3 separate regions of the Mus musculus genome follow, and all the other regions are linked to region 1. Evidence: chromatin loops called from intact Hi-C (ENCODE). Cell type or tissue: heart. All regions are shown on one strand. Region 1 has its middle 12 kb from the start of Oaz2. Region 2 overlaps Csnk1g1 (casein kinase 1, gamma 1). Region 3 has its middle 4.2 kb from the start of Ankdd1a.

What was found. A loop is a pair of places that touch in the nucleus more often than their neighbours do. Peaks named below come from ENCODE experiments on the same cell type or tissue, not always from the same donor. Only the 100,000 strongest peaks of a DNase experiment are listed, where the experiment ranks them.
Region 2: it touches region 1 in a loop (2.2-fold over the local background); 3 of 42 quality-filtered maps call a loop at or near these places.
Region 3: a loop joins it to region 1, with 5 times the contacts of the local background. A loop is called at or near these places in 19 of 42 quality-filtered maps.

What each region holds. Positions count from the first base shown.
Region 1 is chr9:65,663,328-65,665,827 of GRCm38, reverse strand. No RefSeq gene overlaps it. Among named protein-coding and RNA genes, the nearest start is that of Oaz2, 12 kb to the left of the region's middle. In heart, a CTCF peak has its summit at 1,450 (motif pointing right); no DNase peak of the experiment used is centred here; H3K27ac peaks cover 587 bases.
Region 2 is chr9:66,003,578-66,006,077 of GRCm38, reverse strand. All of the region lies in intron 7 of Csnk1g1 (casein kinase 1, gamma 1), which reads right to left. Among named protein-coding and RNA genes, the nearest start is that of Gm22657, 52 kb to the right of the region's middle. In heart, a CTCF peak has its summit at 1,497 (motif pointing right); no DNase peak of the experiment used is centred here.
Region 3 is chr9:65,523,168-65,525,667 of GRCm38, reverse strand. No RefSeq gene overlaps it. Among named protein-coding and RNA genes, the nearest start is that of Ankdd1a, 4.2 kb to the right of the region's middle. In heart, a CTCF peak has its summit at 1,553; a DNase peak (open chromatin) is centred at 1,507; H3K4me3 peaks cover 374 bases.

The DNA of each region.
Region 1 (2,500 bases):
GTTTCTGTTTGTTTGATTAGTTACCAACAGATTAGGAATTTTCACATTAAATTCTGACTGTCTTTCTATAGAAAAATATTAAGCTGCATGGGCCCCACCCTCCTGAGCAGGAGGGCCTGAGAACAGCTCAGCATGGGTCCTGCCCTCCAGTTAGGACTGCCTCCCTCTCTGGCCCCTACAGGCCCGGTGAGTGCAACTCTTGGCCAAGCCTAGAACTTCATGAAGAACAGGGTGGCGCAAATCTGTCCTGGGAAACACCCAGACACCCAGCATCTGGCTCAGAACAGCTCCTCTATCATAGCTCACCACCGAAAACATCAGGAACATGAACGTTAGTGCCTCGGGCATTTCATTGTGCCTTCAGAAAGTTCCCACTGTTTTCACTGGGTGGGGACTCTCAGAGAAGTCATATTCCCCCGAGGACACATGGCCAGATGGGAGAAGGCTTGCCTAAACAAGGTCTCAGAAGTGAAGTAGCCAGTTAGCTGCCATGTGTCAGATACTACCAAGTGTGCTGGACTCTCCCAGGCAGTAACCCAGGAATGTTTGCAAAGGTGAAATTAACAACACCTAGTGGCACTGTGAGGTGCCACTGCATAGAATGCAAAGTGGCACTGGGGAGGCTGGCAGGGGACATTCCAAGTTTTAGTTACCAGAGGGGTCTACTTCTGTCATTCAGGCAGGCAAAAAGTCTACCAGATACAAGAAAATATAAACTCTGGGAATATCAGCTATGGTTAGAAGGCAAATGACCAGTCATTACTAACGATGTCCAGGCATTTCGTCAGTGAGGTAGAATGTTACCCACATGGCCTGATACTAACAATGTCAACCAGGTCGCCTTGAACTTGCAACGATCCCTATGCTTTTGCATCCCAAGTGATGGGATTACAGGCATAAGCTGACATATCTCACCCAACCCGATCTGTGACACCTGAATTTTAAATGATTTATTTTAATTTATGTACATTGGTGTTTTGCCTGCATGTATGCCTGTGTGAAGGTGTCAGGTTCCCTGGAACTGGAGTGACAGACAGTTGTGAGCTGCCATGTGGATGCTGAGAATTGAAGCTGGGTCCTTTGGAAGAGCAATCAGTGCTCTTAACCACTGAGCCATCTCTCTAACCCCCAACACCTGGATTTTCTATCAGCTCTGTATATCTGAATGCACTTGGACTTGGACATGTCTCTCTGCTTCTTAGAGCTGAAGCGCCTCTACCCGTGAGCCGAGACTGCTGAATGAATCAGATATCGTGGGGTCTAACACAGTTGTGTCCACAGGATCAGTAGTTTATGTAGCTGTCTAGAATGCAAAGCATGCACATATCCAGGAAGTGGTCCATGTTTGTGAGTGATTTCTCAACTGAGAGCTTTGGAGCAGGGGTCCAGATAGTCCAAGTCTGTCCTGGAAGGAAAGCAATCAAATGGCTTTGAGCTCTTTCACCAGAAGAGGGCACCCCAGCCTCGTGGTCTAGATGGCGCCTCAGCCATCACCTTCAAGGTAAAGTGAAGGGAACAAAGTAACCTCACCTTCCCTCCACCAGGGAAAGACCAAGGGCTGGAGACTTAGAGACAGGATGCAACAAAGACACGTGGGCTTAGGATAGAGGCAGGAGGAGGATAAGAGATAGGCATGGCTGCAAGCTTAGTACCAGGATGCAGGAGAGTCAGGGGCCAAGGTCATCTACAGTTACATAGCAAATTCAAGGTTATCCTGGGCTTATGTGAAACTGTCTCAAACAAAAACCGTGACCAAAAAAAAAAAAAAAAAAAACAAAACATAACAACAAAAACCCTAATAAATTAAATAGAGCTTCCTGGGGTCAGAGTATACCACACCTACAAACACAGGCAAGAACAGCTGGAGTAGGATCACCCTGAAGTTTCCTAAGAAGGTACTGCCATCTCCAGTGAACAGAGCTAAATCCTGTCCTGAAGCGCCTGAAAGCCAGGTTGGGCTGACTGCAGCCATCAGTATGCAATGTATATGCAAGCACACACGAGAGAGTGCAGTACTGAGGAAATCTTAGCAGAGGCCTTGGCTCCCCATTTGCACCTCATAACCCTCTAATAGTATCTCCTCCAGTCTTCCTTCCCTGAGCAGAGCTGATTTCCAGGAAACACGTTGCAGATTCTAGGAATGTGGATCTGAATTTAGATAGAAACAGACCCATCAGAGAAGTCTCTGATTCAAGTGACCCTGTCCTGGGAAACCAGGAGGGAGAATGACAACCCTGCACCTAACTCTTCCCATTTCTGGGTGTTCCTCACTTGAACAGCTCAGCCATCTGGGTCTCTCGTTGTACATGCCATTCTAAGGAACAGAAACTACACCTTATTCTCCATCTTCCACCAAGTGCAGGCTTCACTGGAGTTGTGTGTGTGTCTGTCTGTCTATCTGCCTGGGCTGGTGTAGAGGACCTGTGTTTGATTCATAGCACCCACACGCTGGCTCACAACTCGAGTTCCAGGGAACCTGACACCCTTTCTGACTTCTGCA
Region 2 (2,500 bases), 340 kb before region 1:
CAGCACAACATAGCATAGCTGCTGTCTCAAATTATGGGAAACTTGCACAAGAAGGAATGAGTAGTGATACTGTAAACCTGGTCAAAGTGTCATGCTCTTTGGAAATGGGCCTAAGTGGGAAACCTGCTATTGTTTTTTACTTAAAGACACGTCAAGCTGCCTACTAAATATTTATGTTTAGACCCATATATTAGTGCTGTTCTCCACTTTTGCCAGAAAAGTTTCTGAGAGACTCCAAACTGCTGAGTGCTTCCCCTAGTGGGCTATCTCTACCCTCCAGAAAAGCTCAAGGGCATCACAGAAGGAGGTGTGGGAAGAACGTAAAGGCTGAGGATGGAAAAGAGTGCTATATAAACGACAGTCTTTGGGACAGGACATGGCCACTGCACTCATCAACTTACAGCAGCCAGCCAATAACTCCAGTGTGGGTGGGGGATGCTCCTGAGGCTCAGCTGAGGAGTGAATGACAACTGATGGTTGCTGGAGGAAGAGGAAGTCAGTTTATTTTGGCTTATGCTCTTGAAGGCAGCACTAACTGGACTCAGTGGGTTATTCAGAAGAGGAGGAGGAAGAAAAGGAAAAGATGAAGGTGAGAGGAGCATTGTTGGAAGAGGTCCAGGAGGAGTTGGAGGGTTAGTAATATAGATTTACACACACACACACACACACACACACACACGTCAAATAAACAAGAAATATTTTAACAACATAAAAATGAACAGTACTCTACAGAGTAGATGAACTGTTTCAACTTAAAAGCTTTCATTCTGTTACTGTCACCTGTGCATATCACTGTTCCTTGCTACTACTTCATAGTTGCCCTCTAAACAGTTCCTACATCATACACCTTCCAGCTCACCTTCTTCATTTGAGGGTGACCCTGTCTGAAAAGGCAACTTTATAAATAGTACTATGACAGAAGGGGGATTTTCCTTAACTTTTTGTTTTGTTTTTGAGGATGATGTCTCATTTGGTAGACCAGGCTAGCCTGGAATTCACTATGAAACTCAGGCAAGCCTTGGACTTCTGGTGATCCTCCTGCCTTCTGCTTATACAATGCTGAGAATACAGAAATGGGCCACTATGCCTGACAAAAAGGGTTTTGAAAAGGCAGTTTCTAATAAAAAAAAAGGAGACACCCATGACTGGGGCATAATTTTGTGAAGGGTCTTCCTTGAATGAACAGGTCCTGGATTAAAACTAAGAATAAAAGGAGGGGAAAAGCGTTTAAAAGGATGTAAGAAAACACAAGCTCTCCAGACAGTTTGGCCTACGTGAGGTGTCTGAAATTTGCAATAAAATGTTATGGGATTGAAAACAAGTAGTCAGACAAAAAGTTTGTTAACAGAGCATAGGAAATGAGGAGAGGAGCAGAGCATGTGAGGTGAGCAGACAGACAGGGAAGCACAGTGGGAGAGTTTCCCACACGGCATCACACCTCTGCTTTTATATCTGTTTCCTGTACGTAACAGGAAGCCTGGGGAGGATAAAAAAATTCCCTAGGCGAATGCTTCAATTGTAGCTAAGTGAGCACTAGAGGGCGAGCTCTCCACAGATTTACAATTTTCACACACACACACACACACACACACACACACACACACACACACACACCACACACACACAAATGATGTAGCTCTGTAAGTCCTGAGGAGAAAAAAAAAAGCATTGCTCTGGGACACAGAATAGAGAAACTATGACACCTAAAGTAGGTGTGAGACCTAGGTCTGTGCTCACTGTTCCTATTAACTCATATTAACACCATCTAGTAAAGTGAAAATGCAGCCAAGCCACCTACATTGGGCCTCAGTTTCTTATGTGAAAATAATGTGGCCATTTTAGGTAATTTGAAAAATCATTTTTGAGCTCTAAAAATTTATTTTTATCTATTTTTATTTTATTTTATTTTATTTTATTTTATTTTTGGTTTTTCAGGACAGTGTTTCTCTGTGTAGCCCTGGCTATCCTGGAACTCACTCTGTAGACCAGGCTGGCCTGGAACTCAGAAATCCACCTGCCTCTGCCTCCCGAGTGCTGGGATTAAAGGTGTGCACCACCACCTGGCTGAGCTCTAAAAATTTAAAATAATCAATATTAAACTATTAGGTCTTAAATCTTCATTTCTGTTTGTCTGCAGCTAGGTCTTAAAATGTAAATGAAAACCAGCACGTGCTGTCTCCATACTTGCTTGGATAGTCTGCACTGTAATGCAATAGGTAGGTCCTCCTCACTTTTCACAGTGGATTTGTTGTTGTTGTTGTTGTTGTTTTCAAAGAAGGGTTTCGCTACTAGGAAATGAACAAGACACAAATGTCTTCAACATGGTGGAGGCTCCCTTCAGGTTATAAGAAAAATGTGTTTGCTTTACAGGCACAACACCCCAATTTTAGGCTAATTGTATTTTGCTCAAAGAAAGAGTGTTCTCTAATTTTAGCCATTAAATAATGGTTTTAAACCTGGGCTGGGATGTTTTAATCAATGAGAGGTAGCTCATCTGATG
Region 3 (2,500 bases), 140 kb after region 1:
GCGGGAGTTGATACAGAGGGTTTGAAGGGATGTTGCTTAATGGCTTGCTCTTTGTGGCTTGTTCGGCTCGCTTACATATAGAACCAAGGACCACCAGCCCAAGGGTGTCCCCACCCACAATGGGCTGGGCCCTTCCATATCAATCACTAATTAAGAAAATGCCCTACAGGCCTGCCTGCAGCCCAGTGATTTCAGGCATTTTCTCTATTGAGGCTCCCTCCTCTCTAATGACTCTAGCTTGTTGGCATAAAACTAGTTAGTGTGTGTATATGTATGTATGTATGTATTATTATTATTATTATTACTATTAAGACTTTTTTTTTAGTTTTAAAAATTTTAAAGTTTTATCTGTGAGTGTTTGCCTGTATATATGTATGTATACCATGTGCATGCTTGGTTTTCATATGAGCTATGCTACAAGAAAATTCTTGGAAATGGAATTGCAGACAGTTATGAGACCTTATGGTTCCTGGGAACTGAACCTGGGTCTTCTGCAAGAGCAGCAAGTGCTCTCAACCACTGCACCATCTCTCCAAGTCCTAATTTATTTTTAATTTTAACTTATGAACACGTGTCTATGTCAGCCCGTCGGTTTTCTAGGCAAACATCTCTTTCCCTCTTGCTATTAGGGGTTCATTTGGTGCCAGGCATGGTAGTGCAGGTCTGTGATCATAGCCACCCAAGAAGATCGTGAGTCTCAAGCCTGTCTGGGCTACAGAGTGAGTTCGAGGCCAGCCTTAGTAATTTAGTGAGATAGTGAGACCCTGTCTCAAATAGATATACTTAGTAAAGGGCAGGCTAAGTCAGGGATGGTGTAATTATAGCACTGGACGGAGGTAGAGGCAGGAAGCCCAGATGTTCAAGGTCATTCTCAGCTATATAGCCAGATGGAGGTCAGCCTGTTCCATGTGAAATCCCATCTAAGGAAGAAAGAAAGAAAGGAAGGAAGGAAGGAAGAAAGAAAAAAGAAAGAAAGAGAGAAAGAAAAGGAAGAGAGAGAAAAAGGAAAGAAAGGAAAGACAGACAGGCAGACAGAAAAAAATCAGGACTGGAGATGAGGTTCCGGTGTTAGGTGAAATCCCGGCACTTACCAGGATTTCAGTTACCAGCACTCACAAAGCTCACACCTGTAATCTCAGGCCCTGTTTTGCTCAAAGGTGGAGGCAGGAGGATCATTGAGGCCATACTTGGCTACAAATTGAGATAAAGGTCAGCCTGGACTGCATGAGGCTCTGTTAAAAACAAAAAATAGGGCCAGCAGGTAAAGATGCTTGCTGCCAAGTCGGAAGACCCGTATTTACCCCCAAGGCACACATAGTAGAAGGAAAGAAAGAATTCCTGCAAATTGTCCTCTGAACTCCACTGGGGTCCTTCACCAGTAGACCCAACTCACTGGCTGGATCCAGTAGGTCAGGTTACACTACAGCCCGCATAGCTTGTCCCTGTGGCCCGAGTCACGTGTTTTATTAGTGTTGAGGACAGATCCATGTGCACACACTTACACACATTACGGTACAGGCAGGCTGCAGTGCTTTGTTGACTCTGGCTCCCCCGTGTGTCGAGGACCGCAGCTTCAGTGGGCCTAGCGGGTTCTGCCTTACTGCATAAGAGTTCTTGAAAACAAAACACAAACAAAACAAAACAAAAACAAACAAACAAACAAATAAACAAAAACCCAGACCCCCAATTGCTCCCAGCCCCTCTGGTTTGGGTCGTGCACAGAAGTTCATGCTTTTATGTGGTGCTGAAGATGGAAACCAAGGTTTTGTGAATGTTAGACAAAAATTCTACAACTGAGATACTTCTTCAGTTGCTTTAATATTTTTGAAAGGTAGAATACAGGGTTTATTTAAACAGTCTAATTGAAGGCTGCAGAAACTTCGCCAGTTGAGGGAGTGGAACCACCTTTGGGTTAGGAGGTTGGGTACTTACTCCTCACTGGCACTGACCTCATGCCGTTGTGGATACATCCGGGAAAAGTGTGACTAAAGAAGGCTTGAGACTGGAGGTGGACTCGGTAGTCTGAAGTATGGAGGATTCCTGGTACTGAACCATCGACTCTAGCCCTTGGGAGTTGAGACAGGGGTGTGGGTGTGTGGGGGTGTGGATTGGAGATCTGGAGTTGGAGTCAACCTGGGCTCCCTAGAGAGATATTATCTCAAAAAATAAAAAATAAAAAAGTCAGGCATAGTGACACACACCTTTAATCAGCACTCAAGAGGCAGAGACAGGTGGTTCTCTGAGTTTGAGACCAGCCTGGTCTACATTGTGAGTTCCAGGCTTATGTAGAAAGACACTGTCTCAAAAATAAATAAATAAATAAATAAATAAATAAATAAATAAATAAAATGTAAAAATAAAACAAAGGGCCGGACTTAGCTCAGTTGGTAGAGTGTGTGCCCAGCATGCAGGAAGGTGGCCTTGATCCCCAGCGCCACACAGACTGGATATTGTGGTCAACACTGTACTCTCAGCACTTAGCGGGTGGAGGCAGAAAGAT